2 separate regions of the Homo sapiens genome follow, and region 2 is linked to region 1. The links are chromatin contacts, found by Hi-C in ENCODE. All regions are on one chromosome and are shown on one strand. Each heading gives the region's core, a stretch centred on a gene start or an enhancer-like site at or near the end of the contact. The rest is flanking DNA. Distances are from core to core; before and after follow the strand shown. Region 1 overlaps MDFIC (MyoD family inhibitor domain containing). Region 2 overlaps KCND2 (potassium voltage-gated channel subfamily D member 2).

Region 1 (2,669 bases), core at 65-2,564:
TCTCAGCAAAGTAAATGGTAACATTTTCTGAGAGCAAAGGAGGTTAGGATGAATCAAGAAGTTTGAGATGTCTGGAAAAGATTTGGAAGAGGGAAGAATTAAAGGGATAGTCAATCTGGGGCAAATAAAATGCCTGCTGGGTAACACAAAGAAATTAACTAGGACTGAATGGCATGAATTCTTAGTGGAAGTGATCAGCATGGTTGATTGTCTTTCTCAGCCAGGGAGCATGCAGGAGCTTGGGAAGGGAAGCAGACAGAATGGATTTTGCAATTAGCATAGGGTTGGAGGTTGGCAGGGTGGAAGTGATGAGAGGATGACAAGTGACAAGGGATGCATATCACGCATGTGTGGGAAGTGTTTATGTTAACCGGTCTTGTATTCCAGGCTGGGAAGAGAATCCAGAGACCAGAAATGCAATTGACAGGCTAAGACCTCTGGCGAGAAAAAAAATTGTGGCTGTTGCTTTGTTTGGTCAGTTCACATATGAGGATTTAATATATATGATTGAGTGACCTTTACATGGCTATGAGGGAAGCTGTGGAATTTTTGGGTGTGTAAAGGCTTTTCCTGTTTCTTTGAACCTCGTTTCCTGGATCTTGTTGAGATGATTTCATGGAAAGAAGGCCTAATAACAGTGTGCAATTATTTTATTGGATTATGTTTCTATAATAATAAAAGGTTTGGGAGTAATGAGGAAACATCAATTGACACCATCTAAAGTTAGGCCATATGCAAATACAAAGTTATTTAGAACAACAACACATGGAACAGATAAAAAAAAATTCAACCAGATTATCTTTCTGAGACAATGTAAATATTTTTCTGTACAAAGGCAGAGGATAAATCGTGATTTCTATGTTTCTACTTCTAAAAGCATTCAGTTTTTATTAAGAGAATACATTCTGTACTGACTAGATTCTAGATTTTGGACAATTTAACTTCAGTGATTCATTGGAGTAGATCAAAGAAAGTTGCTGCAGCCCTTCTGTCTTAATCAGTGCTATGTATATGCACCAGTATTTTGGATACTTGATCTCTCTCTCTCCCTCCGTCCCCTTTTCCTCCTCCCTCTCTCTCTCTCTTTGTCTTTCCAGTAACACTTTATTGAAGTTACTTAAACTTTTAATATCTACTTTTTACATTAGCCTACATGTCCTGAAGGAGGAAAGCTTTTTAACCTTAAGTTTTTGAAGTCTAGTTATATTTTATAGATTCTTCTTCTAATCACTTAGGGTTTGCTAAGTAGAAACTATGAGAAGAGTTATTTTAACATGAATTTAATTTCGTTTGTGGTTTTTACTTACAGTCTACTTCTGTTTTCAGATTCACGCCCACATGATCTCAAGTGAGATGATTCATATACATGTGCTTTTATGCCCAATTTTTGGTAGTTTCAGGAATAAAGTCTGAAATTAATTTTTATGCTAGCACATATATTTTACTATGGAGAGATTTGAAGGGGAAAACCCTGCCCACAAATATTTTTCGGTGTGCCTACAAGGTCCTGCGAAAATTAAGAATGTATAGTTTTGCCCACAATGAATTTCTCAACAGGATGAGAAAGGATAAGACACAAATGTTTACCAAATTAAATTTCAGTCTCTTACTGAAATATCAATTCAAGATTAAAATAATAGCCATGTGACAGATTAATTTATGGCCAGATGCCAACTAACTGGTATCATCCTGGAGCAGGAAAATTTAGAGGTTGAGAGAGGATTTCAGGATGGCGAGAAGGAATCAGTTTTGTCTAAGTTGGACTGCTAGTGTCCATAGTTGAAGAATATACCGTTTGTAGGGTTTTTTGGTGAGAATTATGCCGTGTTGAGCCTTGAAACTAAGGTATCTTGTGGTCGAGCAGGTGACAGGCTCTCTGAAACTAGGTGGCAGAGTATGAAGGAACCAGCTTCCTCTCTTTACTTTTGCCACTCCGAGGCATAGTCCTCCTACTCTTTTTCAAGGTGAATCCGCCCTGATCTTTCGGGTGTTTGTAAACGCAGACGCTGCTTTTGGGTTTCTATAAACATAGTTCTTATTTCTTTCATTACTCAGGCAATACATAAGATCTGAGGGGTTGTACTATTTATTTCTCATGGGGATACAAGATAAAATTATTAAGCGTGGGAAAGTATAGGAGTTTACAATATAAAATATTCTAAAATATCTATGTTCAAATAACTCTATCAGTTTTTCACCAATATGCAAAATGGATATAATTCATACTTCAGCTAAGGAGTAACATATTTGATCTTGGTGTTAGGAAAGTATTTTTGATTGGAGGGTAAAGAGACTGAGGCACTGGTAGTGGGTGTGGAAAAGAAACTATAGATTTGCGAGAAATTGGGGAGTTGTTACTAGCAGGATCTGGTAATTGATTATTTTGGAATAGGCGACATAAAAAGAAAATAAAGAGTTGAAGGTGATTCTGTAACTACTATTAGCTAAGACACAGACAACAGTTATAGAAACAGACAGGAAGAGAAGAAAAGTGGTGATGAATTTTGGGAAATGTTGAGTCTGAGTTGCTAAAGATATATTTATGTAGAGTTAAAACTTCAAATCTGTAGCTCAAGATAGGTGTCAGGGCTAGTAAAATGGATCTACAAGTTATCTCCCTGCAATTTACTGAAACTGTGGAAGTTGATGAGACTGCAAAGATGGTAGAG
Region 2 (2,669 bases), core at 170-2,669, 5.5 Mb after region 1:
CAAACTGAGAGAAAAGCAGGGAGCAAAAAATCTAGGACAGATAGCACGGTAGCATCTCAAGATACAGACCATGCAGCTGTACTGACATCAAAAAACGGCCTGAGTGTGACATCTAATCTCAAGACAAACCTGTCTTTTTTCAGTTCCTATTTTAAGCTGCCTTTTTCATGTTAGTAAATGGGAACTAGGGAAGTATGTGCTGTTCCCAGAGTTAGATATGCTTTTGAGGTACTGCCCATTGTGGAAAGTTACATCTAAAACATTTATACTTTCTAATTCACCATAAAACCTTTTAAAAATACTGTACAAATTTATGGACTCTGAGCCAGTTCTACTAAATCAGTATTTCTAGGGAGCACACAGTGGGAATCCATATATATGAGCTATTTAGGTGATTTTGATGATTGACCAGGTATGGGAGCTGTGGCTTTCAAAAGCTTTGATAGATATTTCATTATTAGAAATATTACTGTGTTTATAAGGCGTCAGTCCTCTTCCCCCCATCTTTAGCCACACATTTCTGCCTCTGACACAACTCTTCTCCTCATCTGTTGTCTTAGTAGCCTTCTGTCCAAAATTATCTTGTTGTAGATTTGCTTTGTTATTCTATCCCTTTCCTATAGTAGCACTTTCCTGTATTCAGTTTTCCATCAATTTTGAGTCTAAGACTTATTTTTCTATCCTTTCTTTCTCTCTGAATAACTTATATCCTAAAGCACATTGAAATTGCATGTCATACTGTTATACATACCCCACCACTCTTTTTAAGTATATCCTCATTGGTAGTACATCAGCTGGGCTTAATTTCTAAAAACAAAATTAGGGCCCGATGGCTCAATATTTCTGAATAAGTAACCAAAATTGTTATTGTTATAAGAATGTAAGAAAAGGGTGACAAAATGGTGAATTGCTTTAACAAACGGAAAATGAGTTCAGAATGAAGCAGAATGCCTAAGACATTTTACATCTTGACTTGTTTTAACAAGATTCTAATGCTTTGTATTTCATTTATAGAATAGTTATAGCTTCCCATTGGCTCTGTGCTCCCATTTACTCAGCTACTGTAAATAATAGCCATCAGCAAAGCTTTTGAAATCTTCAGATGAAAGGAACTTAAATTAAGGAAGCTTCCCATGTGCATCCCTTCCCCCACAAAAAAGGATGCTAAGAAAACAAAGAACGGGGAGTACAACGGAATGATTGTAGTAACTGAATGCATTCCAGCTTTTGAAAACGATAAACATTTATTTTCTGACCTAAGTGTTGTTGTTTTTAATTTTTTTAACTTTTTTTTCTCAGTTGAAGCAGGCGATAGTGGATATTATCTTAAGATATGAAAGATATTGAAGGAGGCAGTATCAAGTCAGTTACACTATGTGGATTAATGTTGCAGTAGTTTCTTTCTTTGGTTATTGCCAAGCTAGTTGCTATTTTCAGAGTATTAGTCACATGCTTCTGTACCTGAGAGTGAAATTTTTCATTTCCCTCTAAAGATGATTCATTTTGTTTCTTACAGGAAGAACTTTGATAATAAATTCCAGTGTACTTTTAAAAATGTTCCCAGGGACTTAAAATGAACCTGCAAATATTTAATTTTATATTATCTTTTTGACATAGTTTGCTTACATAATCTACATATTTTGAATAGATGATTAGACCAAGGGAGCTTGCAGTAGATAAGGTTAAAATCTTAATGAAGATTAAACATCTTCTTTTAAAATCTCCTTATATTATTACTGTTGAGTGACAGAATAGATATTCAATCCTTTAAGCCAAGAATGTATAATGGGACTGGTATGTAATAAGTAAACTTGGGAAGCATAACTGGAAATACAGAAGATACTGAACTTACATAACAATGTGTCTGAACTTTAAACGTTTTTGCTTTCCACAGTCTGGCTTTCTCTCCTGCATTGTCCATATGTAAAGATGACTTAGCCAAAGCTCCCAAGCTCCCAAGAGTTGACAAATTCTCCCTTCCAGGGATTAACCCAAACCAAATTATAATATCTTAATCCCAATTCCAAGTTCCTAAAAGAGAGAATTTGTGACTGAGAGAAGAGGATACTCTTCTCCCTCTGCCAGCTAAGAAGATGTCTGAAGAGATGGCAGCTACAGATTGGCCCAGAAATTTAGTCAAATCACCCTATTATTCATGTTTTTTTTTTTTTTCTTTTATAGACAGAGTCTCCCTCGGTCACCCAGGCTGGGGTAAAGTGGTGCGATCATGGCTTACTGCAACCTCTGCCTCCCGTGTTCAAGCAATTCTCCTGCCTCAGCCTCCTGGTAGCTGGAATTACAGGCGATGGCTACCAGGCCCGGCTAATTTTTTTTTTTTTTTTTTTGGTCTTTTTAAAAGAGGCAGGGTCTCATCATGTGGTCAGGCTGGTCTCAAACTTCTGACCTCAAATGATCCACCTGCCTAGGCCTCCCAAAGTACTGGGATTACTGGCATGAGCCACCATGCCAGGTGATTTTTTTTTTTAACGTAAGACTTATAATTGAAAACAATTTCACATTCAAATTTTTAATTTAATTAAAACAACATGAAATACAAGTAAATAATTTTGGGGAAGAAAATACATTTATATAACAACACATATGTCTAATTTTATTGATCAGAGTGACATTTTAAAATGTTTTTTCCAGATATAAACAATGACTGTTTT

The links. Hi-C counts contacts between places; a loop is a spot of excess contacts on that map. Pooled maps may share reads with other maps.
Region 2: a map with no recorded cell type shows a loop between it and region 1 (5-fold over the local background). The contact joins two enhancer-like sites. A Hi-C loop is called at or near these places in 2 of 37 single-sample maps with no recorded cell type and 2 of 50 pooled maps.

The regions. Positions count from the first base shown.
Region 1 is chr7:114,930,002-114,932,670 of GRCh38, forward strand. The region is part of intron 2 of MDFIC (MyoD family inhibitor domain containing); the gene reads left to right. Among named protein-coding and RNA genes, the nearest start is that of MDFIC, 9.2 kb to the left of the region's middle. RefSeq lists enhancers at 61-610, 2,003-2,082 and a silencer at 1,863-1,922. Within about 2 kb of position 1,315, at least 7 of the 41 ENCODE cell types and tissues checked have a DNase peak (open chromatin) inside an H3K27ac peak, as active enhancers do.
Region 2 is chr7:120,401,157-120,403,825 of GRCh38, forward strand. All of the region lies in intron 1 of KCND2 (potassium voltage-gated channel subfamily D member 2), which reads left to right. Among named protein-coding and RNA genes, the nearest start is that of KCND2, 130 kb to the left of the region's middle. Within about 2 kb of position 1,420, at least 5 of the 41 ENCODE cell types and tissues checked have a DNase peak (open chromatin) inside an H3K27ac peak, as active enhancers do.